Linked DNA regions of Mus musculus: all the other regions are linked to region 3. Evidence: chromatin loops called from intact Hi-C (ENCODE). Cell type or tissue: heart. All regions are shown on one strand. Links, peaks and the distances in the headings refer to the core of each region. The heading gives the core; the rest is flanking DNA. Region 1 holds the start of Scara5 (scavenger receptor class A, member 5). Region 2 has its middle 3.5 kb from the start of Elp3. Region 3 holds the start of Clu (clusterin). Region 4 overlaps Ccdc25 (coiled-coil domain containing 25). Region 5 has its middle 31 kb from the start of Gm41181. Region 6 has its middle 27 kb from the start of Pbk.

The links. Hi-C counts contacts between places; a loop is a spot of excess contacts. Peaks named below come from ENCODE experiments on the same cell type or tissue, not always from the same donor. Only the 100,000 strongest peaks of a DNase experiment are listed, where the experiment ranks them.
Region 1: a loop joins it to region 3, with 6 times the contacts of the local background. A loop is called at or near these places in 18 of 42 quality-filtered maps.
Region 2: a loop joins it to region 3, with 5 times the contacts of the local background. A loop is called at or near these places in 11 of 42 quality-filtered maps.
Region 4: a loop joins it to region 3, with 7 times the contacts of the local background. A loop is called at or near these places in 12 of 42 quality-filtered maps.
Region 5: it touches region 3 in a loop (8-fold over the local background); 33 of 42 quality-filtered maps call a loop at or near these places.
Region 6: a loop joins it to region 3, with 2.9 times the contacts of the local background. A loop is called at or near these places in 2 of 42 quality-filtered maps.

What each region holds. Positions count from the first base shown.
Region 1 is chr14:65,663,742-65,669,069 of GRCm38, forward strand. It overlaps Scara5 (scavenger receptor class A, member 5), which reads left to right and starts at 2,662. Exons shown (of 9, transcript NM_028903.2): 1 at 2,662-3,005. In heart, for the core only: a CTCF peak has its summit at 2,557 (motif pointing right); a DNase peak (open chromatin) is centred at 3,050; H3K27ac peaks cover 281 bases.
Region 2 is chr14:65,593,915-65,599,242 of GRCm38, forward strand. It overlaps a transcript of Nuggc not described here. Among named protein-coding and RNA genes, the nearest start is that of Elp3, 3.5 kb to the left of the region's middle. In heart, for the core only: CTCF peaks have their summits at 3,308 (motif pointing right) and 4,020 (motif pointing left); no DNase peak of the experiment used is centred there; H3K27ac peaks cover 22 bases.
Region 3 is chr14:65,966,484-65,971,811 of GRCm38, forward strand. It overlaps Clu (clusterin), which reads left to right and starts at 2,000. Exons shown (of 9, transcript NM_013492.3): 1 at 2,000-2,205; 2 at 5,249-5,328. The coding sequence starts at 5,276. In heart, for the core only: a CTCF peak has its summit at 2,014 (motif pointing left); DNase peaks (open chromatin) are centred at 2,118, 3,218 and 4,408; H3K4me3 peaks cover 1,588 bases; H3K27ac peaks cover 3,318 bases.
Region 4 is chr14:65,843,234-65,848,561 of GRCm38, forward strand. Ccdc25 (coiled-coil domain containing 25) reads left to right here. Exons shown (of 9, transcript NM_145944.5): 3 at 3,063-3,102. Among named protein-coding and RNA genes, the nearest start is that of Ccdc25, 8.6 kb to the left of the region's middle. In heart, for the core only: a CTCF peak has its summit at 2,233 (motif pointing right); no DNase peak of the experiment used is centred there.
Region 5 is chr14:65,869,160-65,874,487 of GRCm38, forward strand. No RefSeq gene overlaps it. Among named protein-coding and RNA genes, the nearest start is that of Gm41181, 31 kb to the right of the region's middle. In heart, for the core only: a CTCF peak has its summit at 2,411 (motif pointing right); no DNase peak of the experiment used is centred there.
Region 6 is chr14:65,776,624-65,781,951 of GRCm38, forward strand. No RefSeq gene overlaps it. Among named protein-coding and RNA genes, the nearest start is that of Pbk, 27 kb to the right of the region's middle. In heart, for the core only: a CTCF peak has its summit at 2,460 (motif pointing left); no DNase peak of the experiment used is centred there; H3K27ac peaks cover 1,587 bases.

The sequences.
Region 1 (5,328 bases), core at 230-5,229, 300 kb before region 3:
TGACTGGTGGAAGTTATGCCCCAGCCTCTGCTTCCTGCCTTGGTACTGCTTCCTGTCTGCCATGTTGTGAACAGCCTCCACCACCCCCTCTTGCACCCACCACACCTTCTCTGCCAGCTTGGTCTGAAGTCATGAGGCAAGGAAGCCTTTCCTCCCTGGTTGTTGTCAGGTATTATGGTGCCAGGAGCCACAGAGGTGAAGAATACAGAGGACACCCCTGGTCTTAGCGGCTGTCTTCATTTGTGATATAAAACAGAACGCCTGTGAACAGAAATCTAGAGCAGGCAGGGATTCATTTCTTCTCCATTTGAGACCTGAAAGTCCAAGATAAAAATGCCAGCTTCCATCGTGTTCTGACAGTGTGATCACTTGGCAGGAGGCACGAGAGAGTCTGGCCATGAAGGTCGAGTCTTGCCATGGTAACAGACAGACAAGAAGAAGCTATTTCTGTAAATCCTTCTTACTGTGTGGTTGGCTCCTGCCATTCCCAATAGGCCCCGCCTCCCTGCACTGCTGCCCTGGAGATTCAGTTTCTGGGATGTGAGCTTCAACCACAGAACTGACACATTCTATTTCTTGCTGATGCATATGTGTGTGTAATGACGGTCTGCAAGTGTCACATTCTGAGCACACACCTCGCTAGATGGGAGATTCCATTCCCAGGGATGTTGGTGACTTGTTGAGTGACAAAAGCATTATTTTTGTAAGGAGTAATAAAGGGGGTGGTTACAGGCCTAGACTCAAGGCAACGCCTAGGGCTGAACTGCAGCTCTGCTGTTCACAGGCTGGAGGGATCCAAGATGGATCACTTGATCTCTGTGTAAATGGTTTCAGGAGCTACACCTACTTCACATGACTGTTAAGATGTGCACAACGTCCCTCCCTGAATTAACAGTATCCAAATCTGCAGAGCGAAGCTGACTATAGATCAAAACTATTTTTTTAAGTAATCGGGGTTTGTACTGAATAATAAAATGTATCCTTACCCTAGTTCTCAAAATTCTACAGTATGATAGCTGTTCACAATAACATTTACATTGTGTTGGGTAGACTACATAACCTGGAGATGGTTTAGAGTAGACTGGACGCTGTGCAGGGCCATAAAGATGCAAACACCTTGATGTTTTATGCTGAGCATCTAAATGCCTGAGGTTTTGGCGTCCATGAAAGGGTCCTGAAACCAACCTCAGGAGGATATCAAGAAACAAGTATATAGGTATTCGAAAAATATTTGAAGTAGTGCATGCATTATCTGCATGTATAGTAAATAATATCATAAAGTGCCCCTTTCTTCTCTTCCTCCTTCTCTTCCTCTTACTCCTCCTTATACAAGACTGCTTTTTTCTTCCTGTAAAGCAGTGTCCTGCAGAAGCTGCCTCTGGGCACAGTTAGGAGGGTGGTCCCTGAAGATGACTAAAGCTCTTCTAAGTAGTCAGCTGAGGGTTGGCAGCTGTACTGTGGGGTGGGCAGAGTTGAGTTTGGCAGACTCTCCTGTTAGAAATCTGACCTTGAAACCCTGTTCTTGTGTTTAGCCAACAAACAGGAACTTATTTATGAATGCTAGCTTCTGCACACTTCGGTCCAGACCCATCATCTGATCTATCTAGTTGTGGCTCACACTGGGTTCTTGGGGGAGGGAGGGAGGGAGGGTATGTCTCTCTGATAGTCTTTCTCTTCCCACTGTTCTCATCTGAATTCATTGCTTCTTTAACACCTGCTTGAATCTCTTTTTAATCCTTCCAATTTGTGTTTAATTTTATTGTGTGTATCTGTATGTGTGTACATGTGTACAAGTGTATGGGGGGAGGGGACTGAAGTCAAATTCTGATGTCGTTCTATATTGAGGGTTTTTAATACAGAGTTCCCTTGCTGGTCTGGAACTCACCAAACAAGCTAGCTTTCCAGCCAGTGAGCCCAGCAATCGTCCTGTCCACAGCTCCCCAGCACTGGAGTCACAGTGTGTGCCACCACGCCATCTTTTTTTATGTGGGGGCTGGGGATCGAGCTCGGGTCCTGCTTGAGAGGTCAGGGTCCTGTGGATTCCACTATCGCCCACCCTAGTGTATCTCCTTTTTAAAAAAAAAAAAAACAAGGTAATTGTTTGTGTTGAGGTTTCCAGTCCTTTGAGGTCCAGTCAGACTTCCAACCAGAGGGCTTCTCCCAGGCCCGTTCTCTCGTGCCTCATGCAGTCTTTGTGCTCCACAGACACTGGCATTGTTACTGAATTGTGTTGATCTTGACTTCGGAAGTTCTTTCAGAGCCCACCACCCCCACCCCAGACTTTATTCTAAATAGCACCAGTGTGTGAATTGTCCAAGTCCTTTGGGAGTGGATGTAACTTCAGGAAATGCCAAATTTGCTGAATGAATTGAGAAACGCCAGTTCCGTGCTACAATAAATTTTACAAGACTTGCTTCCTTGGGTGTGTCACAAACCAGGTCTAGCCGCCATTTTCTCAGAAGCTGTCCAAAAAGTATTTTGAGCAAGGCCTTTAACACAATCACTGAGTCCCAAAGCCAAGGGCTGGAATGCTGTGCAGAGAGTTGTAAGTCTGAGGATGGCCACAAGGGGGCAGGCGTAGTCCAAACTCCCTCTAGAAGTTGCTTTTAGAACTTTTTTTTTTTTTTAAATAAAGACTGGAGGTTGGAGCACCTCCCACCCAGTCAGTACCTAGCAGAGCTGTGGGTGACTCCACAGAATATCTCCGGATCGCTTTCTGAGGCTGACCGACGCTGCACCAAGACAAGGAGTCCCACGTGCAGACCTGTTATTCAGCCACTTTGTTGAACGGATCCTCCCATAGAAGTGACTCTGTGGCCCTGGCCTAAATCACTAGGTGACCCTGAAGACTCTTTCTATATGACTCCATCTGGATTTGGCTGGCTGTGGGTACAAGCTTCAAGGGACTTTCTGGGTCTTCGTGGGGCAGCAGTCAGCTCTCTGGCTACCATGGCAATCGCTGGGAACTGAAGGGACAGGGCCCAGCCTCAGCACGGGGCATACAGGTGAGTTTTGACATTTTGACCTAGAAGCTTGGGGTAATGGTGTCCCAAGGGCAGATGGAGGAAGCGGTGTGCTGGTGAAGCTGAGAGTTGGGAAGTCCTGCTGACAGAGGACCTGGAGTTGCAGGCCTCCAGGTGGGAGGGTACGAGGGATCTGAGCCTGTAGACACACAGGGGCCCCAGGACTCAGTTACTAGAGCTGTAGTGTGTGAGCCCGCATCCAGATGCCAGAGGGATGCTATGGCTTCAGTGGCATCTCTGGCTGTCTTATGTCACAGCTCCAGAGCCTATTCAGGGAGTAAATGCATGTGCACAGTATGCAGTGCGCATGGGCGCATGTGTGGGTGCATGCATGGGTGCATGTGCATGCATTGTGCGTGGGCATGTGTATGTGTGTAAACACACCAGGGTGGGACAAATGAAGCAGGAGGTTATTAGTGAAGCATCTGGGCCTCTCTAACTGTGAGTTGGGACCCGGTGAACTGATGAATCCAGTTAGAAAAATAACAGGTTTAAGACCTATCTAGTAACTTTTTCTTGGGGGCCAAATTTGCAGTGACTTTATTTGGTTTAAATGAGTTTTAGAACCCAGGCAGTCCAAAGAGAAGCTGTAAGCCCTGCCAAGTGAGAGACCAGAGTCCACGGAAAAAGATTCAGAGTCGCAAGTGAGGCCCCTGATCTAGCTCCCTGCCTCAGCAGGAGTTTAGCCCTTTTGGTGCTCCCAGAGAAACTTCCAGAACCAGGGTTCAAACCTCAGTCTTAAGCCACTTTTGAGGTTGCTTTTTTGTGAAGGGAACCCCCACACAACTTCATTTCTGGGACTTTTTGAGCAATGGGGAGTCCTCAGGACTCTGAGATCCCCATCTGCTGAGGAAGAAAGAATTTTACAGTCTTTGACTGTCCCCTGTCTTGCATGGCTTTGAAAGGTCCTCGCTCCTGTATCAGCTCACATGATGCTCACTGTGTCCTCTTCGCTTCCCCCTTCCCAGGGAGGTGTTCCGCAGAGTGGACTTCACATCACAGGTCAGCAAAGTAGAACACCTTCCCAAACTGAGAGATAATAAAAGGAGCCCTTGTGCCGTGAGCTCCCTCCCTCCGGCACCTGTGCAGAGGGTTCGAGGGTGTCCCAGGGCAGCTGTCAGATGACTCTGGAAGCAATGCTCATCCCCTATTCTCACCCTTTGTGGGGAATGACTCATAACAACCCCTGGGTGGCTTCCTTCTGATTAGCAAAGCTGAAGTCCAGGCTCCTTGAGCACCAGGGGACCTGGGGTTCCACCCATGTGACCCAGGTTTCCCTTCAAGCCTTCTCCTCTGCTCATGCCCTTACAGATGTGCACTAGCTGCCCCTCTGGTGTGCCTAGTGCAGCTCCTGTTACAGCGGCCCTGAAGGTGGCCACTGAAAGTAACAGACATACATATATACCTTTGATACAGCAGCCCATGATGGAGTCAGTGCTGTGTGTGGAGACCCCTGAACCATCCATCTAATTACTGCCTCGTTGACTCTTTATTTCCAGTATTATCATTCTTGCCTCTTTGGTCTTGGTTAGGTTATCTTTAAACCAGAAATGCCAAAATGATTGATCTGCCTTCCTGCCTTGCTCATAGTGCTCCCAGGAAGTGCTCCCAGGAAGTGCTCCCAGGAGGTTTTGGGGTGTTGGGGGGCAATCAGTCTGAGGCCCAAGGGGCGTCTCCAATGCACCAGCAGCTTCCGTGATCACCACTACTCTAGAAGATCAGCTGTGACGTGCCTGAGAGCACAAACTGAGTCTATAGATGGTAGAAGAGGATCTCAGAGTTCAGAACCTGCTCTGGACTCTGAGAGGAGAAAACAGAACCCCACATAAAACTAGGGCAGGCAGAACGTGCTTACATTTTGTTTCCACGTAGTAAAGAATTGACCATTTCCAAAGTCATCCCTCTCACATCTGGACCTGCTCCGTCCCGGCCCCTTCCTCTAGGCCATTGCTCAGTCCATCCAGGCAGTGGGGAGAATGGCTAGGAGGAGTTGCTGGTGGACACATTCTAGGTCCCAGGGGTCTGGAGTTGATCAGGAGGGAAGGAAGGTGGCATGAAAGAGGTTCTGGGGACCTCTGGCTACAGCCCCAGTTGCCTTTGGCAGAGCAACAGTTATCACAGGCTGCAGAGACAGTGGCCTCCAGCTTTGTAGCTTCTTAAGACTGAGGCCAGAGGGGAAGGACCACACACATCCTGAGACCAGGGAGGATCCCCTATATGTGAGTAGAGCTGGAGCCATCCTGTGCCCCACCTAGAGGTCCTTGCTGGGCGGAGGGCTTGGATGGAGACCAGTTAGGAGATTAGC
Region 2 (5,328 bases), core at 248-5,247, 370 kb before region 3:
TACACCACACATAGAGATGGGATAGAAATCCCACATACCATGAACATTAAACCTTCAGTGTGATAACGCTAAGTTCTGATTTCCCTAAAAGACAGCAAACAAGAAGCAAGTATCAGTTTGATCTTTCAGGCTTTGCAGCCTAGAGGATTCCTGGGTCTCTGATTTTTCTTGATGACAATCTTGAAAACACTAGGTGAGACACCATGTACAAAATTTTGCAACATCTGGAGATGGGACTTGGAATAACTTTTTCTTGAAACCCTTCCATGACCTCCTTTGTGTATGGACCAAAGATTAAGAATCCTTGATATTAATAAAGAATGGAAGGTGTGATGTTTCAAGTTTCTTATTACCCAGTAGAGTTGAGGTAGCTCTGACTTGGTTGTCACCACTACACTGAAACTGTCCTGGTCAAGACTTTGAGATTTTTCAGTGTACCAAATTATCTTAATACCACCCTCTTGTCAACAAAACTAACTTCCCTGAAAATATTTTTTTAGATAAGGGCCCCCCACTCTAGAATTTTCAATCATTATTATTATTTCAGTCTCTTATAGATATCTCTGTCTCACTTCAAGCTAATAATGGTCTTATTGATCCTGTCTCTTTCTAGCGATTCTGGAGTTCCATGGTCTTTAAATATCATCTTTCTACTCTCAGATTTATAGTTCAACCTCCGCTTCTTCCCTATTTGACATCTCGGTAGATTTTGATGTCGAATGTGTATCTCGGAATCAACACATAAGACAGAAATCCTCTGTGGCCCTGTGCTGGTTGGTCTTATGTCAACTTGACACATAGACGAGAGCTATCTGGAGGGAGGGTAACTCAATTGAGAAAAGACAGTCATAAAATCTGAGTGTAAGGCATTTTCTTAAGTAGAGATTGAAGTCGGAGGGCCCAGTCCATTGTGGGAGGTGCCTTCTGGGGATGGGGATGGTCCTGGGTTCTATAAGAAAGCAGGCTGAACAAGCCAGGGGCTTCTACATCAGCTCCTGCCTCCAGGTTCCTTCTCTGAGTTTCTGCTCTGGCTTCCTTCAGTAATGAACTATGATGTGGAAGCCAAATAAGCCCTTTCCTCTCCAAGTTTCTATTGGTCATGGTGTTTTGTCTCAGTGACAGAAAAAAAAAAAATACTGCCAAAGCAGACTACAATGTCATCAAAGTTTGGGAACCACTAAGTAAGGCAAGAGATTAAGGTGTCTCAAATCAGGATGGAAAGCCATGGAAGTGCTAAGACTTGTTCAGATTCTGAAATTTTTTTTTTTATGATTTCCACAAATCTTCCACTCAGTGTGGGAAAAACAAAAGAGACCTTGACACTCAGTATGAGATCTCAGCTTTTGGATTAAGGAAGGGGAATAATGTAGTTGTTGTTATCTGATATGAAGTGTGTGTGTGTGGGGGGGGCTGGCTTTGGATCTGATGAGTGGCAAACTGTGAGAGGTGTGCTTGAGGTCCCAGTTGAGAGCTTTAGGTGTATGGTGGAGTTTAAAGTTGTGAAACAGGGTAAAAGAAGTAAAGAATCTCCCATGATTATCAGATCAGAGACAAGACTAATAACTAGCAAGAAAACTGGCCAGACATCTGGGGTGTGGGGAGAAAACCAGCAGAGAGTGGGAGACCTAGAAGCCAAGAGAAATATGTTAAGAAGCAGAGAGTTATCAACTGTGTCACATACTGTAGATGAGTCAAGGAAGATGAAGATTGTATTGATCAGGAGCCTTGGGAGACCTTGATGAGAACAGTTTGGGGGAAGAAGAAGAGACCCAGCTCCATTGGAGTAGGTTTATGTAATCACCAATCTTGGTTATCAACTTGACACAGTTGGAAGAAATTCAACTGAAGAATTGTTTCTATCATATTGGCCTGTGGGGCATTTTCTTGATTGCTAACTGATGGAGGGGGACCTAGCTCGACTGCATGGTACCATCTCTAAGCAGATGGGCCTGGCTGTATAAGAAAGATAACTGACTATGAACCTGGGAGCAAGCCAGTCGACAGCATCCCTTCGCTGTTTCTACTTTACTTCCTGCTTGAACTCCTGCCCTGACTTTTCTCAATTCTGGACTGTGGTCTAAAAGTGTAAGCCAAAGAAACCCTTTCCTCCTGAAGTTGCTTTTTGGATAGGATTTTTATTGCAGCCACAGAACACAAACTAGGATAGTTCATAAAAGGTACATAGGAGAAGGTTGGGTGAGTTCAGATAATTTTGAGGAGATTTGTCATAAGGAAGGACAGATAAATGGGGCGGTAGCTGGTAAAGGGTCCGAGGACGAGGGTGTGATTCAAAATGGCAGTGGCTTTGCATATGGATCCAGTGGAGAGGGGAGGGGAGGTGTGGTGGATTAAGAAGAGGAAGTGTTCTGTTTGATTATGTGAAGAGGCTCATGGGATCTGATGCAGAAGAGAAGACGAGTTATCTTTTGACGGACACTTGGACGGTTCGTCTATAAACATGCTGGAGTGCGGAACAGTGACTGGGTAGGGCACGGTGGTGCTATATGCAAATTCTCTCATTGGCTTTGATACTGTCTTAGTCAGGGTTTCTATTCCTGCACAAACATCATGACCAAGAAACAAGTTGGGGAGGAAAGGGTTTATTCGGCTTACACTTCCATACTGCTGTTCATCACCAAGGAAGCCAGGACTGGAACTCAAGCAGGTCAGGAAGCAGGAGCTGATGCAGAGGCCATGGAGGGATGTTCTTTACTGGCTTGCTTGCCTCACCTGGCTTGCTCAGCCTGCTCTCTTATAGAACCAAGATTACCAGCCCAGAGATGGTCCCACCCACAAGGGGCCTTTCCCCTTTGGTCACTAATTGAGAAAATGCCTTACAGTTGGATCTCATGGAGGCATTTCCTCAACTGAAGCTCCTTTCTCTGTGATAACTCCAGCTGTGTCAAGTTGACACAAAACTAGCCAGTACAGATACTTTCATTGAGTTCCGTGGGAATCCATCCTGGCAGAGTGACCAGACTTCTAATCAACCTGATATTAGTGTCCATGTACAGTTTCAGGTGCTAAGGCTGCCATAAAGAACCCAGGTATCAGCTGGGCAGTGGTGGCCCATGCCTTTAATCCCAGAACTCGGGAGGCAGAGGCAGGCGGATTTCTGAGTTCGAGGCCAGCCTGGTCTACAAAGTGAGTTCCAGGACAGCCAGGGCTACACAGAGAAACCCTGTCTCGAAAAACAAAACAAAACAAACAGAAGCCAGGCATCTTTAACAGTTCCCAGCCTACTTTAAAGTGATTTAATAGCACTTCTGAATATAGTTAGCCGTTGTGGCTTGAAAATCGCCAGGAGAGGGCAGGCTAAGCATGTATTGTATGACTGTATGTGGTGATCTTGTGATATTCATGTTGATTGTCTCTGTTTTGAAATTTATATTGGCAAAAGTATAAAAAGAAAGTGCAAAACATGTAAGGGGGAAGGTCTCTGAAATTCATATTTCTATTTCAGTATCTTGCTTATGTAGGGAAGACCCGTTTTGTTAAAAATTCAAAGCAATTTTTGAGATACTGTAAATATTTATCTTTAATTCTGCCCACATTTTAATTTTGTTATTTTCTGACTACACACACACACCTAGAGTCCCTGAGCATTGTGTAGTAATGATCAAATTGATGGCCAGAAATAACAGTCTGCAGCTGGAGGTTGAAATAATTCACTTTCCCCTGTACTCGGTTTGATCAACAGAGTAGCCAATCTTTGTAAGGAAGGAGGTTTTATTTTCTGCTCTCTGCTACTGGGTGGCACTCTAAAAACATTTGTTTTTTGGGTTTTTTTTAATGTAAGGATTTTTGTAAGTTCAACACCAGGCTTGGCTACGTACTGAGACCCTGTCTTAAAAGAAAACAGATACATTAAAAAAAATAAATAAATAACAATAAAAAAACAGGCTGGAGAGATGACTCAGCAATTAGGAACTCCAGCTGTTCTTCCAGAGGTTCTGCTTTCAATTCTCAGCAACCACATGGTGGCTCACAACCATCTGTAATGAGTTCTGATGCCCTCTTCTGGCATGCAAGTATACATGCAGATAGAGTACACGTATACATAAAATAAATAAATCGTTTAATAGTTATTTTTTTTTAAGATATAAAGTTTAATTTTCCAAAAGAGTTATTTGAACCTGACTTTCTACTTTTTTTTTTTTTAATCCAAATCCAAATCCAAATGGAATGTATTTGGGGGTAACATTGAGTTTGTGTCTTCCACCTCCCTCATGCACATTTGGGTATCTGGGAACCAGCCCTTGGTTTCTCCTGCCCGGCATCCATCTGGATAGCAGCTATCCTCAGAGGAAGTGCATCCGTCATGGCAGGATGCTGAAAACTGTTTAGGAAGGAAAAACGGTCCAGTCCTGCCTGATTGTGGGAAGACAGCGGTGTGTGTGTGTGTGTGTGTGTGTGTGTGTGTGTGTGTGTGCACAGTCCTCAGTTCACGTGTGATTGAAGTTTAAATGAAAATAAAACGTAGAATAGCTGCATATTGGGGGAGGAGGCTGGGGCAAATAACCTTCTGTGGTTAGTTTCACTTCCGCTGTGTTTGTAAGTGTGGCTTTGTGAATGTGACCACTAAGGGCCCTATCCAGCTAGTCTTTGATGTCTGCACCAGCGGTGTGTAGATGTGGCTCTGCTCACTTCTGGAACTGAAGCAAACACTGTTTGGGATTTTGGGGGGGACCTTTTGCTTTTCGTGCTCTGTTCAACAACATTTGGTAAGTTGTTTCTCTTATGTATTTTGTACTATGGCTTGTGGAATTTCTTTTTTTTAAATAATAGAGGCTTAAAATGAATAGTTTTAGATATACAGCAAACTTGAGAAAATAGTTTCTGTAGCCTTTGGTTATACTGGAGTGGTAGGTTAGTTATGAGTGAGTCCATATGACTGCATCGGTGCTAAGTAGTGTCTGTGTCTCAGTGAAATGGTGGTTCCGAGTGTATATCCAGGGTCCCGGATCTACTATAGGATCCTATCCAGGATACCATATTACACTTGGCTGTTCTGCCTCTATAGGTTCTTCCTGGCTGTCACCTGCGACCTTTCTTGTTTTTGATGGTATTGACAATCTGGAAGGCTTTTGGCCTGGAACTTTGTAGGATTCTCCGCTATTGGCATTTTTTTTTCTGGTATTTTTTTCCTTCTTAGATTAGAATTAGGGGTTAGGGGAGGAAGACCACAGAGCTGAAGTCATTCTTGTCACACCTCAGGGAGAATAAACAACAGCTCCTGGAGCTGGTGCTGCTGGCCTGCCCTGGATCTCCTGGCTGCCGGGTGGTACTGGGAAATTCCTCCCTCCCCTCTGGCTTCCATACTGTAGT
Region 3 (5,328 bases), core at 52-5,051:
ACTTGTAACTGTGGCAGGGGACTCCTTATCTCCCTCTCCCCGGATCCCCTACTTCTGCTGACTAAGGCACATCTTCCTGCCTAATCTCCAAAGGAGAACTTTTAGAGACTTTGCTATTGTACCCTGTGCCCATGACAGGCAACAGGGAGGGAACTGCTATCAGAAAAACATTACAAGGACATCGGTGTCCATAGAAAATGTAGCTATTACTGATAATTCTTTCTTTTTATTTTTCTTTATAAAGAAAACAAAAAGAAGATTTGGGGGTGGGGTGGGGGGAACATTCCTCCAAGTTTCTGTTGACTCTGTTTTTCTGGTTAGTTATCTTCCCAGACTTGGCATTGAATCAGGTTAGGCTAAAGAAAGCCTTAGTGAGGACTCATTTCAGATTCATCTTTCCCAGACGGAAGAAACTAAGGCCCAAGGGCAGAGTGGTTTGTCTAAAGGCACTGGGTGCCTCAGGGAACAGCTGGGACTGTAGCCAGCCTTAGCCCAGTTCTGACCATTCCTAGACATTTCCTGTAGGCTGCCTTTTGGGAAAGTACCAAATCACCATAGTCTCTGGGCCTTGAGCAAATGGAAATCTGGCCCTATGGCTGCTCCTTTAAAGATCTGAACGGGAAACAGACCTCGACCACACATTTCTCCTTCAAGTCTGTTTCTTTTACATAGTTTTCAAGGCCTGCCACCCAAACTGTGTTACCTACATTGGTTCCTCGACAGCTTGAGGGGGATGCCAGGCTCTCTCTCTCTCTCTCTCTCTCTCTCTCTCTCTCTCTCTCTCTCTCTCTCTCGGTTTTTCGAGACAGGGCTTCTCTGTGTAGCTCTGGCTGTCCTGGAACTTAACTTTGTAGACCAGGCTGGCCTCGAACTCAGAAATCCGCCTGCCTCTGCCTCCCGAGTGCTGGGATTTGATACACGGATGTTCCAGGGTTCAGAGTGGGAAGCTCAGCTTCTCCCCCGAGAAGTAGCATGGTGGGGGCTTCTAGGTTGTCCCTTCTTCCCAGAGATGCCCATAACAGGTGTCCCTGTTCTCAGCAAAAAGCAGCTAGGGTGCCTCTCAGCACCTCTGGTCACAGACCCAGCTACTCAGCAGCAGGGCTCCACGGAGAACTTCCACCATAGGCTCCTTGTTCAGAAACCAGTGTGAGTTCCAAGTCTGGGACAAAGTAGTTTTTGTTTAAAAAATTGAATTAGTATATATTAATTATACATAATGAGTTTAAGAATGGCATAGTCATATATATATATTCCCCTCCTTCATTTCTCTTTCGTGTCCTCTTTGTCCTCTTCTTCCTCCCATTATCTCTTCTCTCTCTCTTCCTCTCATAAATTTCATTAGTGTTGCCCACAGGAGCATGCGGTGAGCAGTTATTTACAGAAACATAGACACCTTACCATTGGCTCTATCACCTAAGAAAATGGGGTAGTATACTTGAAAACAGGTGTGAGGGTCCTAGGTCCAGAGGCAGTGAAGCCCACCCTGCTTGACTGGGTCCCAAGTGCGTGGGAGCCATGCTTAGGCTTTACGAATTCAGGGACAGCAGAGGCCTTCGGGATTACTGATGTATCATTGTCTCATTCTTAACCCGCTTCTGTTTCCTCCATCTGTCTGCCAAGGGACCAGCAAGCAGCCCAGTGCAGCGTTTAGGGAGCCAAGTACTTCGTGTATACTCTTCCCTAGCACAATGCCTACGCCATCTTCTATGTTTCTGTTACTCTCCCATTAAAATGGGAGCAAAGAAAAGGAGTGAACGATGTGGAAGGATGTGGAAGATGAACATGCAATAAGGTGGGCGTCGGGCGGTGGAATCCTGTGCCAGTTCTGGGCTGGAAGCAGGCCAGTGTAGTGTGTGGATTCCTTGTCCTCTAAGACTCTTCTGTTGGGGCCTGATTGAGAGGTTTTTGGTAGCTCTCAGGGATTAGAGCCACCAATTTAGGGGCCCTACAGCAACCAATGCGGTCATTTGTGATGCCCATGCGCCCCCTGGTGCCCCCCGCTGGGTGCTGCGCCTCTTACCCCCACCTCTAGGCTTCCAGAAAGCTCCTGGTGCATTCTCCGGCATTCTCTGGGCGTGAGTCACGCAGGTTTGCAGCCAGCCCCAAAGGGGGTGTACTTGAGCAGAGCGCTATAAATAGGGCGCTTCCCCGGTGCTCACCACCCGCGTCACCAGGAGGAGCGCACTGGAGCCAAGCCGCAGACCGGTGAGACAGCTGCACCTTTCCTACCCCAGCGCCGCTGAAGCCACACCGGCAGGGATGGGAGGGCAAGGGTAGCAGCTAGGTGGAAAGCTGGCGCAGCCGTGGGGAAGTGGGAGGTGACTAGAGCCCCATCACCAGACAGCCGAGCATGGGGTTGGGTAGGGGGTGCACGCTGGCTCAGACACGGGAGTCTCCGTGTTCTTTAATCCGGATCACAATTTCACAGCTGTTCAATAGGCCACATACAAAGATCTTCCTTTTGCAAAAATGGGGAAACTGAGGCTTGAAGCCTGCCGTACGATGCGGGAGGCGCAGGGGTGCGAGTGGCTCAGCGCCGCGACTAGGTGCGGATCTCTGTAGTGGCTGTTGTCTTTTGGGCATGAGTCATTGCATTTGGACCTCCCTTTCAGTTCCTGGGACAGCGCATAATAAATAAGATGTTGTGTATTTAAAGACGTGCTGCAGACATCCAGACCCGTTTTGCTGAGCTGACTGCATTCATCCAGTTCTTTAGAGAAATGCTCCACCAGGCCGAGACGTCTGATCCCACCGGATCACTTTATAGATGGTAATCTGAGGCCTGGAGACCATTAGAGGCTCAGCCTCCAAACGTTATATGAATAAGAAACTGAAGCCCTTTGGCTTTTCCAGAATTTCTGGGCCCAGTTTTAAAAATGGTGCTGGTGCTGTTTTTAAAGGAAGAAGTTAGGAATTCAAGAGTCTATACAAGTTCTCTTAACAGGATCATACAATTTAGTGCCCGACCCTGTGAGAATAGTAAAACAAACTGCAAATGGTAGTCAATCAATGGAATATTAGGCAGCAGCAAATGTGTGACTTTTAAAAATATTTAAAAACAGGACCTATGAAGGGATGGTTTATAAAAATGCATTGGAAAAAAATGGAGAAAATACGCCACAATGGGAGAGGCTATGTTTTCCTACTAGATAAGGAGGTCCTTGGCCCTGGTGGGGCTGATGCACCCAGGGTAGTTGGCAGCCAGGCAGTAGGCCAGCCTCCAAAAGAAGACAGGAAGTAAGTCAGTGTAGAGGGAAGGCAGCGGGCTGAACTGAGCAGCGTTGTCCTTGGAACAACAACACCACAGCGCCGGGAAACTTGGGAGACTAGCAGATTCTGACCCGGAGTCCATATTACCAGCAGACCTAGAGGGAGTCTGTTCTTAGCTTTACTGAATAGAGGATCGCTTCTTTGAGGTCTGTATCAGGTCCATTTTACAGATAAAGAAACCAAGGCCGAGAGATTTAGGACTTTTTATTGTCAAGGAAAGAATATTAAAATGAGGTTTCAGAGGGCTGCATTCTTCCTGGGGGGTGGAGAGTGGGGGTGGGGGTTGGCTACTGGCTTGCAGTGTGTCTTGGGGAGCCTGGCAGGTGTCTGGGCGTTGGCATTCTCTAGAAGGGCCCAGGCTGAAGAGCAAGCAACCCTCCCTTTCTTATTTGGGAACTTGGTGGCTCTCCAGACCCCAGGTCTCCTTTGGCAAGCCCCAAGCTCCCTGCTCCCTGTAGCTCATCTTGATACTGCTTCGCCTCCCATTCAATGGTCTTCCTTGGCTGCCCTGCCCTGCTGCCTCTTCCTGCCTCGGATCAGAAGCCATTTCCAAGGCTGTTAAATGGCTTTTCCCAAAATGGTCATGCTTGAGGCTACTCCCACCTACAGATATTTCTGTGGCTTTGTCTCTGATGTGTCAAGGGGTCTGTCCCTGCCTGGAGCATTTCAGGCCTCAGTGAGCACCTGGGAGGTCTATGAGATCAGGGCCTTCCTAGTGGATCATGAACCAGGCTGGCTGAGCCACCTACCTATCCCTGGGAAAGTCTCTTCTCCCACACCACTCCTCCTCTGCTCTGCGCGCGTAATTAAGCCCTCAGCAGAGGCCTTGCCTATTAATGATCTGCCCAGTGTGTTGATGGGCCTGCCTAGCTGAGAGCAGGTTTTAAGAGTGAGCCATTCCAGGAAGAGAGATCGCTCCCTTTTCCCTGTTCCTGTGGGTATAGGAAGTTGGTGAGCCCAGATAAGCTATTCTGGGCAGCGTTGGAGATGCAAGGGGTGTGTGTGTGTGTGTGTGTGTGTGTGTGTGTGTGTGTGTGTGTGTGTGTGTTTATGCAACCAATCCAGCTTCTGGGAAAGGATCCATTGTGTAATACTGGGGCTTCAGCCTGTGTCCCCTGGCTCAGGGCAGCCGGCCCAGTGGTGGCAGTGGCCCCTTGGCAGAGTATGCTAGTTCAGGCTTAGAGGCAACAGGCATGTGAAAGGAATTTGCTGGAGCCAATGGGCTTGTCCTCCTGAAAGGGCTTTCTGGGGCGGGGGGTGGGGGTGGGGATGGGGGCTCACTGCTAATCTCAGGCTTTGTCCTTCCCCTTTCTAGTTCTGCCTTCTCTGCAGTCCTAAATTCCTTCCCTTCCCATTTTGCTTTTACCCCACCCCCTCCCCAATCCATACTCAGCCTGGTGGCACAAGCGTTGCCCAGAGATGGTGAGATGGATTGAATTTCCCGTGCTGATGGAAGGGTGTGCATATTACCACAGGCTCACTTGGATAGCCTTGGGAGGCTGAGGGCCCCCTAAGGGGAGCCCAGGGCTGTGCAGTGAGTGGGGATGCAGTACCATGGAAGGGGATAGGCGAGGGATGTTTGCATGTTTCGGGAGAGGTATCTTTAGTATTTGGCATGTTAAATATGCTCTGGAGACACAGGAAATTCATCTGCCCTGCCTCAGGCTCTTATGGGAAGAAAGGGACTCAGCTTGGAGCTCGGCCCCTCCAACTCCAGATAGCCTGGCTCCTCTGTGCAGCCGGGCCATGGTTCTTCCCAGGGCCTCGCTGTCTCCAGTGTCTATAGAAGGGGTCAGTTTAATCTTGGCTTTCTTCCCCAGTTCTTGAGAAGTAGATTGCAGTGATGCCAGATGAGGAGACAGATGAGGGCCGCGTGTTCCAATCCCACCCCACCTCCCCTCTCAGGGAGCTGTAGCAGGGTGCAGAAAACCCTGAAGCTGCCCAGGGGTTGCCATGACACATCTGCTGTTGTTTCCAGGACTCCAGATTCCAAGGAGGCCACGCCATGAAGATTCTCCTGCTGTGCGTGGCACTGCTGCTGATCTGGGACAATGGCAT
Region 4 (5,328 bases), core at 160-5,159, 120 kb before region 3:
TCCTTCTATGCTTGCTATGCTTGTTCAGAACACTCTTCATGAGACTGAACCAGAGATCAAGTCTCTGCTGGGCTTTTTTTTTTTGAGGGTTCCATTGTCAATGCAATTAATATAAATATCTTTACCTTAGACTCAGGTAGACTCTTCAGACAAGGGCAAAAAGCAGCCACATTCTTCATCAAAATACCACAAAAACACTCTCTAGGCCACATACTGAAATTCTTCTCCACTGAACCCTCTTGGGCCAGGTCTGCACAGTTCAAATCCATCTCAGCAACAAAGTGTTTCATATTCTTACTAGGAGAGTCCATTAAGCCTCATTTAAAGCATTCCACTGCTTTCCCCAAGTCCACATTCCTCCAGACAAAAGCATGGTCAGGCCTACCACAGCAATACCCTAGTCCCTGGTAACAACTTCTGTCTTAGGGCTTTACTGCTGTGAACAGACACCATGACCAAAGCAAGTCTTATAAAGGACAACATTTAATTGGGTTAGCTTACAGGTTCAGAGGTTCAGTCCATTATCATCAAGGTGTGAGTAGGGCAGCACCTAGGAAGGCATGGTGCAGGCAACGTTGAGAGTTTTACATCTTCATCTGAAGGCAGCTAGTGGAATACTGGCTTCCACTAGCAGTATTCCTGGCAGCTTGGACTAGAGTATTAAAGCCCACACTCAGTGACATACCTACTTCAGCAAGGCTGTACCTCTCAACAGCACCACTCTCTGGGCCAAGCATACAAACCATCACACAGTGCCCACCCCATAGGAGCACTCTTAGCTGGTGGGTAGAATCCCTGGAACTTCTTAAGCTCCCAGATACCACTCCCCACCTTGCTTCTCTGGGAACATTCCCCGGGGTCCGTCTGAGAGCTAGCTGGTCACACTGTTGTCTGTGTGTAATCTTTTGATATTCCTTATCTGCTTTTCCCATTTCTTTCTAAAACTATCACAATCTAGTTTGGTACAGCTTGACATTGACAACAGTTAGAATTTGATAGTTTATATGCATTAAAAGAGACACACATACCATCTTCAGTAAGAGATTCTTAACAGTAATGATATAAACAAGTCCAAAATGGGTGCTATAAAGCAGAACTGGTAAGATCAAGACTGCCATTATGAAGTGAGAAACAACAAATCACAGCAAGATAGAGTAGCCCACACTTTGAAGCAGTCTTTCATTGTAATGGGTGTATGGCGTTGACTTAGGTGTGACCTAATGGTAAGTCATCCATGTTATACTAATACTTAAGTTTTAGTTTCTCCTTGTAGCCCATGATAACACTGGTCCTGGAGAAAAGGAGGCTGTTTCATGTTCTACACTGAATAGTAAGCCACTGCTACAAGAGCCATAGTTACTTAGAATGGATATGAAAGCAGATGCCAAGGCTGCCAAATGTGGTTTTCTTTCTACTACATCACAGTGGAAGAGCATGAGACCACAGCCACTGGGAAGCACTTAGAGCCAGGCTGCTTCCTGAGTGATGCAGGTTTTGCACACTATAACTGGGCGGGTGTGTGGGGGGGGGGGGGCGGGGGGGAGCTTTACATATTTCTTAAAGGCCGGCGCTGTTCTGGTTCACATGGGTGGACTAGTGGTGCTTCTGACATTTCCGCCTGTCTCTGTTTTCCTTCTGTGGTTGTCTCCTCTTTATGGAGGGAGGCCTCATTCCAGCCTCTGTTAGGAAGATGTAGGTGGCGGTTTTGCTGCATTCTGGCATCCAGACACAAAAAGTAGCATGTACTGACTTTGTTGTGAACCTAAAACTGCTCTGAAATATAAAACCTGTTTTAAAATGTGGACAAAATGCAGTTGTTACCACATTACATACTAGCACATGCTGTAGGAGGGGCGGTTTGAGGCACTGAGTTGAGAAGCCTTCACATTTGTGGTAGAATTTATGCCTAGAGACACACCCCTAGATGCAGAGTCCATTTGTGAGTCTAGACGTCTAGAGCCCTCTGGTGTTTTGTGCCATTGTGTCTGTATATATGGAACACTTGCCCATCAGGAGACTTAGAGTTGAATGGAGTTGTCAGCCCCTCCAAATTAGCCTTATATGAAAGGAAGCTGCATTTTAAAGTCCCCTTTTGGAAATATTCTTGGCTTCACCCATTTATTTCCAGTAGCCAGGCAGTTTCCAAGTAAGCTCCACACTGGATACAACATAAATGGAATTTTTAAGTAGTGTATTTGCCGAACTCTTGGCAGGTCTGTTCTCTTCATAGCCAGCAGGTGGCCTCAGCCATTCATAGCACACTTACCATTAGTTTCACCATTAGTATTTTCTTTTACTTTTTTTGGTGATTTGTTCAGTTTCCCACTTTCCATAGTAAATTTCTAATGTCTAGCAGAAAGCTTCCGGTGTCAGCTAGTGCCAACAGTGTCCTCTCCAAAGGGTTGTGTATAGCTTAGCCCTAAGGCTGTCCTTTCTTAGGTACGTTTAAAGCCATCACATCGGAATCACATGCTTTCCTCGCAGTTGTTAATTGACTTTACCTTTAATGGCTTACCTGCCACGTATAACTTAAAATATCAGATCATACAGTACACACACACAGTCGTTCCCCACCCTCAGAAGCTTGTTCCTCTTCATCCCTCCCAAGGCTTGAGATCCACTCCCTACCTCCCAGAGTAATTCCTTCTCACTCTTTCACATCTGTCTGCTGCTGCTTCATCTCATTCGTGATCTTTCCTTTCCTTTTAGACTTTGTTTGAAATATCCTTAAGTATATCCTCTGTATATCTTTATCTTTTTAAGTATCAATATCTTAAGTATATTGTCTGACTGTAAAAGCTGTATTCTTTCTTTTTTTGTCAAGCTTCCAAGTCCCCACCACTGTTTTCTTCATCAAGGAAGAGAGAGAGAGAGAAAGAGAGAGAAAGAGAGAGAGAGAGAGAGAGAGAGAGAGAGAGAGAGAATGAGAGAGAGAGAGAATATGTTTGTGTGTGTAGAGGGGTGATAGTATTTTTTTCCCCTTACCAACATAAAAATCCTGGTGTATTTCCACTTAGCAACTTTCTTAGTTTCTTTTTTCCTCCTCTTGTATTTTATTGTAGATGAAGATCTGATAAAGTATGGCTGGCCTGAAGATATTTGGTAAGTAGCAAATATCTGTTTCATTTAGATTTCAGACTTGGAGATCTATCTACCTGCTGCCTATAATTTAAACACATTGCCTCCATGCTGTTTTCGTTCATGGGGTTTCTGAGTGAATAGCCGCTGTGCCCTTCAGTGTTCACTCTGACCAAAGAGAAGGGTGCGGGCGGGCTCCTAACTCAGCTTCTTACTACGGTCTTGTCCATGTTCATTCTCCAGTGCTTATTCTCTGTCCTGGAACCCAGTCTTACCACTTCAGTGGCTATCATGCTTCCTGGCTAAGTTCTCAGTGTATTTGGGGATGATGGCAATAATGTACATGTTTCAAGTACTTAACTGCCAAGTGTCAATACATTTAATCTCACAACAGCCTCTGCAGTGTTGCTACCATGTCCACCTTTCAGATGAGGAACAGAATAGGTCTGCTCTGGTTATTATTGGCCCAGCCCAGGCTCTCACAGGCCCAGCTCAGCTTCTAAATGTTGAGGTTGATTTTCCCTCACCTTAGGGCACCATTCTTCCCTGTTCAGTTCCCTGCTCCCCGCTCCCCCCTCCCTGCCCCAGGCCCATTGCTGTAACTGTCTACAGACCTTTTCTCCAGCTGTGAGCTCCCCAGCCCACTGATTTCCTTACAGTACTGTGAGGTTGGACGGCCACTTTTCAGAAGAGCTGGTTCCGTTTTCAGTAAGGTGGATGGCCTTGAGTAGGCTACTATCTCGGACTTTTATCTACTTGGTTATAAAGGGCTCTAGTTCATGGCTCCAATGGGCATGTTCTCCTGTCATTCTGATGTCCGAGTTGAAAACCAGTAGGCTTCCAAATGCTGACACCATTGCATACACTAGCAAGATTTTGTTGAAAGGACCCAGATATAGCTGTCTCTTATGAGACTATGCCGGGGCCTAGCAAACACAGAAGTGGATGCTCACAGTCAGCTATTGGATGGATCACAGGGCCCCCAATGGAGGAGCTAGAGAAAGTACCCAAGGAGCTAAAGGGATCTGCAACCCTATAGGTAGAACAACATTATGAACTAACCAGTACCCCGGAGCTCTTGACTCTAGCTGCATATGTATCAAAAGATGGCCTAGTTGGCCATCACTGGAAAGAGAGGCCCATTGGACATGGATACTTTATATGCCCCAGTACAGGGGAATGCCAGGGCCAAAAAGTGGGAGTGGGTGGGTAGGGGAGTGGGTGGGAGGGTATGGGGGACTTTTGGGATAGCATTGGAAATGTAAATGAGGAAAATGCCTAATAAAAAGTATTAAAAAAAAAAAAAAAGAAAACCAGTAGGTGGCAGAAACATGAGGAATTTGAAAGGCACAGTTCCTACCGGCACAGTTCCTAGCTTCTGCACTCAAGTGTACCATCAAGTTAGACTCTGCTTAGGTAGGGCCCCTTCACTCATGTAGGCAGATTGTACTGCTGGGAATTTCTGGCCTTCCTTCAGAAGGCCCTACAACCTCCATAGGACAGTGATTTACCTGTTCTGTGAACAAGAGGTCGTCAGTGTTGGAACATAACAAAAGTTTATGCTTGACTCACTCACTGCCTTCGTAGAAACACACATGCTGAAGGCTTCCTCACCATGAGCGCTTCCTTGTCTCGCCTTTGAATCCCTGTCATCCCCAGCTAAAGCCTCTTTGATGCCAGTGTCTGTACTTCTTGGTGAGGTCGTTACCTCCTCTCTTTATGTCCCCTTTTACTCTTTTCAAGGTAGAGTTTAACTCTATTCCAGGCTTTCCTGGAACTCACTTTCTTGCCTCTGTTTTCCAAGTGCTAGAGCTACAGCTACTATGTTTATCTGTGTTGTATATTAGCCTACAGATTTGACACCTAGCTGCCTAGTAGGAAAGGTTATATATTCAGATACACCTTGAAAGTCAGTTTACCATACCTTTTAAATATTTTTTTAAGTTAAAGAGGTATAATTTCTAGTTTATTTAGACAGATTTCTAATTTAAAACCCACACTAGTAAATTACAGCTTGAGTTTTTTCAATTTTTTTTTTTTTTTTAAGGTTGAGACTCACCAGGATGATAGCGACCTAGAGTTCCCTTGTGGCACCTTTAGTAGGCTAGGGATGAATGGCCAAAGCTCAGCACAGTTGACTTTTATGTTCAGAAGCTATTTGAGAACTCAGGGAAGCTGGAGTAACCCCAGACCTCAGGGCCCATTCCACTTCATGTGCTGTCAATCCTGACAATCTTGCAGGAGCCAAGA
Region 5 (5,328 bases), core at 157-5,156, 97 kb before region 3:
CCAGTTCCTCCCAGATCCCTTCCCATGTCCACTTTGCAACTTCATGTCCTTTAAAAAAATTCACTAGTGTTGCTCATATATGCATGGGTGTGGGTGGGCTTATCTGTGGGAACATGGTCTTTAGGACCACACTCCTAAAGAAAAGTGACTTGTCCTCTCCTAGCAACCACCAGCTGTCAGTAACTCTTCAGCTAGGGGTGGAGGCTCTCTAGCCTACAGCTTGATGCTGAAATATAGGTACATTGAATTGCAGGTACCTCCATCTTACACAGGTTACTTTTTCCTTTCTGATTTCACAGCTGTATGAACTGTTAGAACTGTGGTTCCCCTTCTCCCCCCACCACACACACAAAAGTTATGGCTGCATTGCACCTAGACCACACAACACAAGACCTATCTTTGTCTTACCATTGGCATGCTCTGACTGGTCCTGACTCAGAGTTTTCTACATTTGTGACCAGTCATGGAATGGCAGCCCTGGGAAATAGTTGTTCATTCTGGAAAGCCATGTAGCTTTCTCTGGTTCTTAGACCTGGTGAGCAGGTGTTAATATTTAAGGCTGGAAAAGAATTCTCCGAAGCCATTACTATGTTTCTTCTTACATCTGCCCTATTCTACTGCCCCTGGAGTTGGGGGCTAGGGGAGTTAAAAGCACTTTGCCACACAAGCCAGATGATGTGAGTTTATATTCAGAGCTCATGTAAAGCAACAGGAACAAAAAGTCAGATACAGTAACAGGCACCTGTAATCCCAGTGCCCCCAAGTAAAATGAGAGAGAGAAGAGGGCCAGCCAGCAGTACCATCCAATAGCAGAAACAGCAAGAGAGATCCTGTCTCGAAGCAAGGTAGAAGACAAGACTCAACTCCCAACAGTTGTCTCCTGACCTCCACATGCAATGAACCCTCGCTTGCAAGCATGCGCACACCCACACATGGTGCAGTGCTCCGTGGGCAATGACCCATAGAGAAAGTCATTTGCCTCTCTGCTGGAGGGCAGAGGGAGCATGCGTAGGTAGGAACAGGACTCGCTCTGGGCAATTCCAGACAGTGTCCTCTTCTTGCCTTTGATTCTTTCCCTAAGCTTAGCTCACTCCCTTAACCAGATGGGGCCCTGTCATCTCACCCCATCAGAGGAAACCAGTCATGTGGGAGAGGAGACAGGGAAAAGAGGCAAGTAGTATTTGCACACTTGCCCTTTAGGATATAGCCCTTTTATTCTGCGTGACATGTCTCTCCTCTGGGTCACCATCTGTCCACTGGAAAGTGAGAAATAAGACCAAAGCAGAGGCTATAAATTCCAGTGCCAGCCTAAATAGGGCAGGTGACATATCTAAGGATGTCAGGCAAGATGACTCCATATCGTGGCCATCCTGAAGATGCGGCATGTCCGCTCCGGCAATGAGGCAATGTGCTGCCACAGGGAAGCCAAGCTTACAGAGTAAGCCAGTGAGCTGCACTGAAGGCGCTAGATGACACGGGACAGGACAAAGGCAGTGGCATTTCCTCCCAATCCTTTTCAACAGGGTTTCTCTACTCCACACTTAAAAAAAAAAAAAAAAAAAAAAGATTGATGCATAAGTACACTGTAGCTGTCTTCAGACACACCAGAAGAGGGCATCAGATCCCATTATGGTTGTGAGCCACCATGCAGTTGCTGGGAATTGAACTCAGGACCTTTGGAAGAGCAGTCAGTGCTCTTAACCACTGAGCCACCTTCACCTGGCCACTGTGAACATTTTCAACCTGTGTCCTATCTGTGGAATTCCTCAGGCTGGGTCATTCTTCATGGGAGAGTATACCAAAGATGGTCCTGCAGGCACAGTGAGGCCTCATTAGGAGATGACATGCCTGTCTCTCCCTAGGACTTGGACCTTGCCTCCCTGGGCCAGCCATAGGTCTTGAAGGACTCTGGGTATTGAGGAACTGCAACTATCCCTGGAGGTCTATGGATTTACTTCTGTGTGTCCATTTTGAGTTGTGCCTTAAAAGGCTATGGAGGTGACTGGCTTTGCTGTCACTTGGCAGGACCCACATTGCCATGTCTTGTAACAGGACTACAGTTGTACAAACTACTTCTATATTTTAAGACGTCATGAACATTCACTAATATGGTATTAAAAATCTAGAGTTCTAGATAAAATGTCCACATTTTTATAGGTTGGCTCCAAGCTCTTCCATAGCTCATGAGCTGGGAGCTGTGAATTTCCCACAAAGCCACCACTCACTTTTGAACAGGATCTTGTCAATTTGAATGTTGAGCTTTCTCCAAGCCCTTATCTGAAAGTTTGTCATTGTCTAGAACATTGTAAAGGCCTCAGATGGATGAATCTCTTGGGGACAGACGCTCTTGATTTGCACCATCTGAATCAGGTATCATCAGCGTCCTGCACAAATAAGAGATGGAGGGGATGCCCAGCAGAGGGCAGGAGAGAGCAAGCTGGTCTCAGCTTCTGTTTCTGGTAAGCCTTATGCCTCTGGATCACACTCCTGCAGATAGTCCAGAGATTGAACACAGCATCCTGCAATGATCTGGACAACCTATGCTCTTGGGCAGCAGTGGAGTCTCAGACCATGTTATCATTGGAATAATAGAAATACAACACCACTCACTGATTAAACAAACAAACAAACAAACAAACAAACAAACAATTTTGCTTCCAAGAAGACTTGGTACATTGTATTTAGAAACAAGGCTCTCGTTCTGGAGTCAGCTTCTGTCTTTCTTTGTGCACACAATGTACAAAGATTGCAGTCTCATCTCATGGATGGGAGGTGAAGGGACTTCAGGGATTATTTGAGCTGCCTTACTCTTTTGTGGTACCCTTTGCCTAAAGAGGAAGTCTGAGCCTTGTCTGGGACAGGAGCTCAGGACTTCATACCGGTATTCTCTTATTAGGAAGTTATGTTATTTATCCAGGGCCTGCCGCACAGTGGATTCAGCTAGTGGCCACCCTGGCATCTGGCACTGCAGAGACCAGGCCAGATTCCTCTGCCAAATAACAGCTTGGAGGGTTTGAAAACAGCTGTCAGCTGCCACCTGTGGCTGCTCCTAAACCCTTCATTTGTTATGATCCAATACGAAAGCAGGGGAAAGCAGGCTCCTCACATCATGTGGGGTTGTGGGCCCCCCAACTACTCCTGTTTGCCTGAGTCCTCTGAGAGAACACCCCCTCAAGCTCTGCAGGGTCGCCAGCCAGGACCTGAGATGCATGGAGGGGCATGAGAGCCAAGAGAGGATTGACTCTTGTGGCTCACGTTGTCAATCAAATGCTCTGCCTGACTGGGTTACTCTGGGATTTGAGATTTCCTGCCCTTTAAGGCTTTAAAAGTATCCCTTTTAAAAAAAAATTAGCAACAAATATACAAAAGAGTATGTGAACAAATACAGTCATTTAAAGAGTTACCACAATGATGGACATCTCTGACCAAGATCGGAACAGCACCTCCCTGCTCCTGCCCCTAAGCCTACTTTGGACACTTTCCCTCCATTCCTACAGCTCTTTACTTTTTTTGTAACTTTTCCCTTGCTTTTCTCCATCTTCCACTCCCCCATGGACATTCCTCAAAATGACTCACAGTTAGTTTCTTCTTACTTTGACCTTCAGACAAAACCGATTGTCATTTTTCTCCATAACTTCTCTGAACATTGTTCATCTGTTGGTTGTTTGTGAGAAGGTCTTCTCAGAAGCTCTGGACCCTAGAGTGGTCTTGAACACTCGGTCCTCTTGCATTAACCTCTGCGGTTGCTGACATTATTGGCCTGTGTCAACCACTGCTGGCTCTCAATATTGTCTTTGATGGATTTTCCTTGTTGGAATCCATCAATGAGCTGATTTGAATTCTAATTAGTCATTCTAAGATCACTGTGTGGAGTGTGGGCATACACGTGTGCTATTATGTGTGCAGACCCATGTATGTATGTTCAATGTGTGGAGGACAGAGGTCAACTTTAGGTGTTGCTCCTCAGCTGTCAGCCATCTTGGTTTTTTGTTTTTGGAAGGGGTGGTCACACTGTCTCAATGGCTTGGAGCTTGCCGACTCATGTGGACTGGCATTGAGATTTTAATGTAAGCCACTGTACCTGGGTTCTGCTATTCTGGCACTGGGGTTACAGCATGAACCACTGTACCTGGGTTCTGCTAGCCAGCCCTGGGGTTACAGCATGAAACACTGTACCTGGACTCTGCTAGCCTAGTCTTGGGGTTACAGCATGAACCTCTGTGCCTGGGCTCTGCTACTTTGGCACTGGGGTTACAGCATGAACCACTGTACCTGGGCTTTGCTAACCTGACCCTGGGTTACAGCATGAGCCGCTATACATGGGCTTTGCTAGTCTGACCCTGAGGTTACAGCATGAACCACTGTACCTGGCCTCTGCTAGCCTGACCTTGAGGTTACAGCATGAACTAATGTGCCTGGGCTCTGCTAGTCCAGCCTTAGGGTTACAGCATGAACCTTGGATCCTGGAGATCGCACTCCAGTCATCATGCTTTTACAACAAGCACTTTATCAGCCGACCTACCTCCCCAGCCCCATAATCACACTCATAACCGTCATCTATATGTCTGTAAACTCCCTGTCTATATTGTTTACATTCTGTAAACATTCTGTCTATATTATCTATGTGTCTGTAAATGTTCTGCCTACGTTATTTATGTGTCTGTAAGTGTCCTGTCTATATCATCTACATGTCTGCAAGTGTTCTGCCTGTATTATCTACATGTCTGTAAATGCCTTTTGCATATTACCTATGTGTCTGTAAATGCCCTGACTATACTGTCATTAGGAAACTGGGAAAGCATCAAACGCAGCTGGTCTCGGACCAGCTTTACCGAACATCTCCTCCTACAGAGATCAAGCCAATATTCAGCATTATTTAGCACACGCCACCAGTTACAAATCCTCCTGATTTTGTCTGAATCTAGGCGATAATTTCCTCCTTGCCCACATGGCTATTAAAACACATCTTGTTTCAAGTGAAGGTAAGTACTTTTGGCATCTTCCTGGTATACCAGTCCTGCAGCCTTGAAGGAAAGGAAGCAAGGTTTAGGGACTGTGCACATAAAGTGGGTCCTTGGATTGCATGATTTCACCTGTTACCGATGGCCAACTCACCCTCTCTAGAGTCCTGGGAATTCACCGGTGACCTTTGGAAAATCAGAATCACAAATTCAGATCCTTTGCCTTGCTTTTCATACTTGACAGAGGCACTTGAAAGGTCAGGTTCTCAATACCTAGGTATCCTTCACATGGGCCAGGAAGCTAGAGCCCACCAATGTAGCCTCATGTTAGGGGCCAGTTGTACTGCAGAGAAGGGATGGGGGCAAA
Region 6 (5,328 bases), core at 74-5,073, 190 kb before region 3:
CTCCCAAACTTGACTGGAGTTCAACCCCCAGATCCCGTGGTGGAAGGAGAGAACCGACTCTCTCAAGTTGTTCTCTGACTTCCAAATGTACACTGTGACATGCACATGTCTACATACACACACACACTAACAATAACAACAACAACAATAATAATAATAAATCATTTTAAGACAAAAATAAAACTGTTAAATCCCTACATGAAACGTCTCAGTCGTGGGTAACTGCAGCTTGGCGCGATTACAGAGCAGAGATTTTATTATAATTAGTGGAGGTCTTTGGGACAATAGAAAGATTATGGAATGTTGAAAGGAAAATTCCTGTGACCAATTACATTTAGCAAAATTAGTGTGAGCAAGAAAAACCAAACAAAAGTAAGCAAAAGAAAACGCAAAAGCCAAAAAAAAAAAAAAAAAAAAATGGTTAAAGAATCAGGCTGCTTCCAAAACCGGAGCAGATTCTGAGAGCTCCAACCAACAACATAATCTGACGTTTATAGAAAATGGAACTGTGAGAGACAATTTAATTGGTTACAGCTTAATTAGATAATTGGCTACAGAGCCTCCTGCAATGAACTAAATAAAGGCCAGCTACTGTGATTAAATTCCATATTGGCTTGACTGTTGGGCTTAGTCCAAATCAGTGTCTCCTATAAAGTTTTATTTGACAGGAATATGGGATCGAAGGACCGAGATTCCGATCTTGGTTCCACAAACTCGTGGATGAAGAAGGGCTTCCAGCCATTGTTACAAATGAATGTATCCTAGGCACCTTTAGTTATGAGGTCATTTGAAAGTGGCTTACAAACTCTGAAGCAGCACTTGAATAATAGTTTGGATAACAGGGAAGATTCTGGGCTATGGGAGAGGTAATCTTTTTTATAAGTGTGGGGAATTGGTGTTCAATAAAGAATAACACAGGGGCTGGAGGGATGGCTCAGTGGTTAAGAGCACTCCTGTTCTTGTAGAGGACCCAGGTTCAGTTCCCAGCACCCACATGTTGGCTCACAGCCATCTGCAATTACTGGTCCAAAGAGTCTGGCACCCTCTTCTGGTCTTGAGTCCCAGGCACACCCATAAGGCAGTCCAAACACCCACACACATAAAATAAAATGAATATGTAAAGAAATATAAACTATAGTGCGACAGATACCGTCACGAATATTCTAGGTGAAGAACGGGTTGTATTTCAGTAGATGTCATTATTACAGTGGGAACATCCAGCATAATTTTGTCTAAACTTGGAACATAAATAAAAGGAGGGGCTGGGTGTGTCATCCTGTTGCGACAGTGCCCTCCAGCAAGCAAAGCACTGTAGGTGGAGGGTGAATACCACCAGTCCCTAGGAGGAGGAGTCTGGAGCATCAGAATGTTAGCATTCCCTCTAGGCTCCGCCCCACAGTTACCTGGCAACACCCAGGTATGCCTGACTCACTATAAAAGGAGCTGTTTTCCCCCTCTTCTCTATCTTACTTTCTCATTCTATTCTCTTACTCACTTACCCTCTCTATCCCGTCTCTCCCCATCCCCCTCCCCACACTCTCTCCACATGTTCCTCCTCTCTCTCTCTCTCTTCTCCCTCTCTCTCTCTCTTCCCTCACTCTTTCCCTTCCTCCCCCCCCTCTTTCGCTCTCCCCCCACCTTATGCCCTAAATAAACTCTATCCCATGCTCCTCAGGGGGAAGGGATGTCTCAGCATGGGCCCACAGAGGCACCCCCTTCCACCTCACCATACCTTGCTTCTACCAAACATATCCTGGTTCTTTCTTTTTTATAAAACACAACGTTCAGGTCAATTTCAAGTTTATTTTCAGCCAGCCCAGACTTGGTGAGACCCTGTCTTTAAACACACAAACAAAAAGAGAACACTGGATTTTTTTTTTTTTTAAATTATTCCATGTGGGTTGCGCAGAGGCCCTTGGGTTCAACTCTGTTCTAAATTGGCAGGCACTTAAATGTCTGCAGTGTGGGTGGTTTTAAATAAACATGTTGGTGGAGCACTAACTGCTCTTCCAGAGATCCTGAGTTCAATTCCCAGCAACCACAGGTGGCTCACAACCATCTTTAACAGGATCCAATGCCCTCTTCTGATATGTCTGAAGATGGTGATAGTGTGCTCACATACATAAAATAAATAAACCTTTGGGAACTGGAGAGGTGGCTCAGCAGTCAAGAGCACTGACTGCTCTCCCAGAGGGCCTGAGTACAATTCTCAGCATCCACATGGTGGCTCACAATCATCTGTAATAGGATCTGATGCCCTCTTCTGGTGTTTCTGAAGAGAGTGACAGTGTACATTTAAAAAATAAATATATCTTATTAAAGAAAACACGTTGGGGCTCAGTTCTCTGCAGTTTCACAGGGCATCAGGTCAGAAAACTGAAAAGAATTATCTGAAAAGCTGGGAGCAAATCAAACTTCAAGTTTACCCCTGCTTCAACATGTCTGCTGTCAGCTCTCTGGTGACATCTACAGGCAGACAAGAGAAACTACTCCAAGAAGTCTAGAGTCAACCTCAAATTTTGAAGTCAGGTCTTTTTTTTTTTTTTTTTTTTTTTTTTTTTTTTTTTTTGGTTTTTCGAGACAGGGTTTCTCTGTGTAGCCCTGTGTCCTGGAACTCACTCTATATACCAGGCTGGGCCTCAAACTCAGCAATCCACCTGCCTCTGCTTCCCAAGTGCTGGGATTAAAGGCGTGTGCCACCACTGCCAGACTTGAAGCCAGGTCTTAAGTATATGAAGATCACCATACTGTCTCATCAGTAAGACTGGGTCAAACCTGGTTGTGGTGAATCTCTGAGGAATTCCTGGCTGCTGCTGCTGTTTGCCCATGGCCATCTGAGGAGGAGCCAGGCTCAGCAAGCCCTGCAGCTCATGGCTGTCAGAGGTAGAAAGGATACTAGATAGAGTCAGGAAGGATACTAGAGGTCTATCACTCGGCCTCCTTGTTTTATAGGTGGGAAAGCTGCAAACAGAGGAGCAGAGACTGAGCAAGTGCATTCAGTGTTTCATTTCCTAAGCTTTATGGCTTTGACTGTAATAGAGAACCATGAGTGCCCAGGAAGGCGTTCAAAGAACGTCAGAGTATGAATCCCCCACATATAATACTTTGATATAAGGTCTGTTTCAAGCTGAAAACAATTAAGGAGAAATGTACAGGAGACATCTTTCTACCTTTCCCCTAGAGTGGGGTAGAACTCTGTAAAGTCGTCCCTCCTTCCTTCTCTACCAAATAGGGACTAAATTATCACATGAGATGACCTAAGACCCTTCACAGCCTGGACACCACACTGGGGTATTCTATGCAATGAAGAAGTCTTTATGAAGCAGGTAACTGGCTTCCCACATGTTTGCATTTCCACCTTGCACTGTCCCCAATGCTGTCTGTTGTCTGTTGACAATCTCTTTAAGTCTGAATTAGTTCTACTCTATGTCTTTGAGAGTCTGTTTACCTCTGGATTTCTTCTCACAAGTGTAGGAGACATACATGTTAGTACACATCTGTTTGTTTACCTTTTGTAAATCTGTCTTTTGTTATAAGAGACCTAGACAACAGGAAAGAAGGATAAAAAGAACTCCCCCTCCCATCCCATCCCCTTCCCCCTCCCTTCTCCTCCTTCTCCTCCTTCTTCTCCTTCTCCTCCTCCTGTACTTTCTGGCTCATATGTTTAATGGTTGGCCCAGATCTATACTGCTAGACAAGAGAGTGCATGTGAGGTCCAAGCTCCACAGCCAGGAACAAAAGAGGGTTATAAATAGCCAGAGGTTAAAGAGAATCCAAGGAATCAGCAGCAAATAGGGGAAACTGTAGTTACAGGCACACTGGCCACAAGGCAGGCAGACACTGGCAGACACCTGGGTACATACACGGGTAGATGGGCACACAGGTCACAAGATAGGCATACATACCTATACAGGCTAGCTGACAAACACAAAAGGTGGAGGCATTCACCTCCGACATCAAGGCTGCATTTATAGAGAATCACACCAAAGTGGTGTCTGCCATGAACAGGTTTATAAAAGGTCACAGGTTTATAAAAGGGTACACCACTGCTTGCTTTGGGGGATCCTCAGACATTCAGTGTCAGCCATTGCTTTGTATCCCAGATGTCTAGCATTGGCTACATCCAGCCACATCAGAAAGCCATATTAGTGCCATGTTATCTAAACACAAACTAGCCCATATGACCCCCTCTTCCCTTCTGTAAACACCACATCATTGACTCTTTGACAGAATAGTTTGTGAGTCAGAAGCCATCACAGGTTAATTTGATAGCTGGAAGTGTTGGCTATAAAAATGGCGGTTTGTACAATGCCTAATTGTTTTCTTATTTTTGGATGTGCTGTTGACTAAGGAAGCAATCCATTTAAGTTGCTGTGGAAGGTGTTTCTGGCTTCCAAACAGACTTCATAATTTCCAGATGGTAGTGGCCCAGCGTAGACTGCTGGGAAGAGGAGTGGAGGGTGTGGGGCGACAGTGAGTTCTTCTTACTGTTGCACCTGGCTGCAGTAACAGAGAAAAGTAGGTCCCAGACTGTTCCTGCCTGTCACTGACCAAGCGATGATGGGGCTCCTTCAAGCCTGACCCTTTTCACTCCCCAGGATATCTACTTCGGTTCTGTGGACAGCCTGCACTCCGCAGTGGTATAGTTACTCCAAAAGTCATGTGTAGTGGTACAAGCCTTTAATCCCAGCACTCAGGAGACAGGGGCAGGCAGATCATTGCGAGTTGGAGGCCAGCTAAGGACCTGCCTGGGCTACATAGTCTCCAAGCAGGAAACAAACAGTTTCTCCCAGTAACCATGCTGTGGGGAAAAAGAAGAACATTATTGGTTTTTAACTCAAAGACTAAACTATAATAGGTGTAATTGATGCAAGGTTTTGAATGAATTACCTTGAAAAAAGATTAGCTGATGCCATACTTTATAGCTCAGGGACTTGGAATGGATTATCTCCAGACCACAATTAATTGGCAGAATATGGAAAATAAGCACAGACTCCTGGAACTCACAAACATTACCATTTAAAGAAGTGGCTAAGGTATGGGAGCGGGGAATGCAGAAGTGATGCTTGTGTGTGTAATCTGGCATGGGGCAGTGGAAAATTCTCTGCACTGGGGAAGCAGAAGATAAGAACTTTCTCCTGGAGTCGGCCTCTGGCCGGATGTGTCCTTGGGCAAGCGTCTTAGCTTCTGCGGAAGTCACATTTCTGTGTTTGTAAGAGGGAGGGCTGGAACTAGATGATATCTCTGTTCTCTTCCAGATCCAGTATTTTATTACCTCAAAGCCTCTTCACCTGCTGGCAAGTGAAGCTCAGCAGCTCAAAGTGCTTG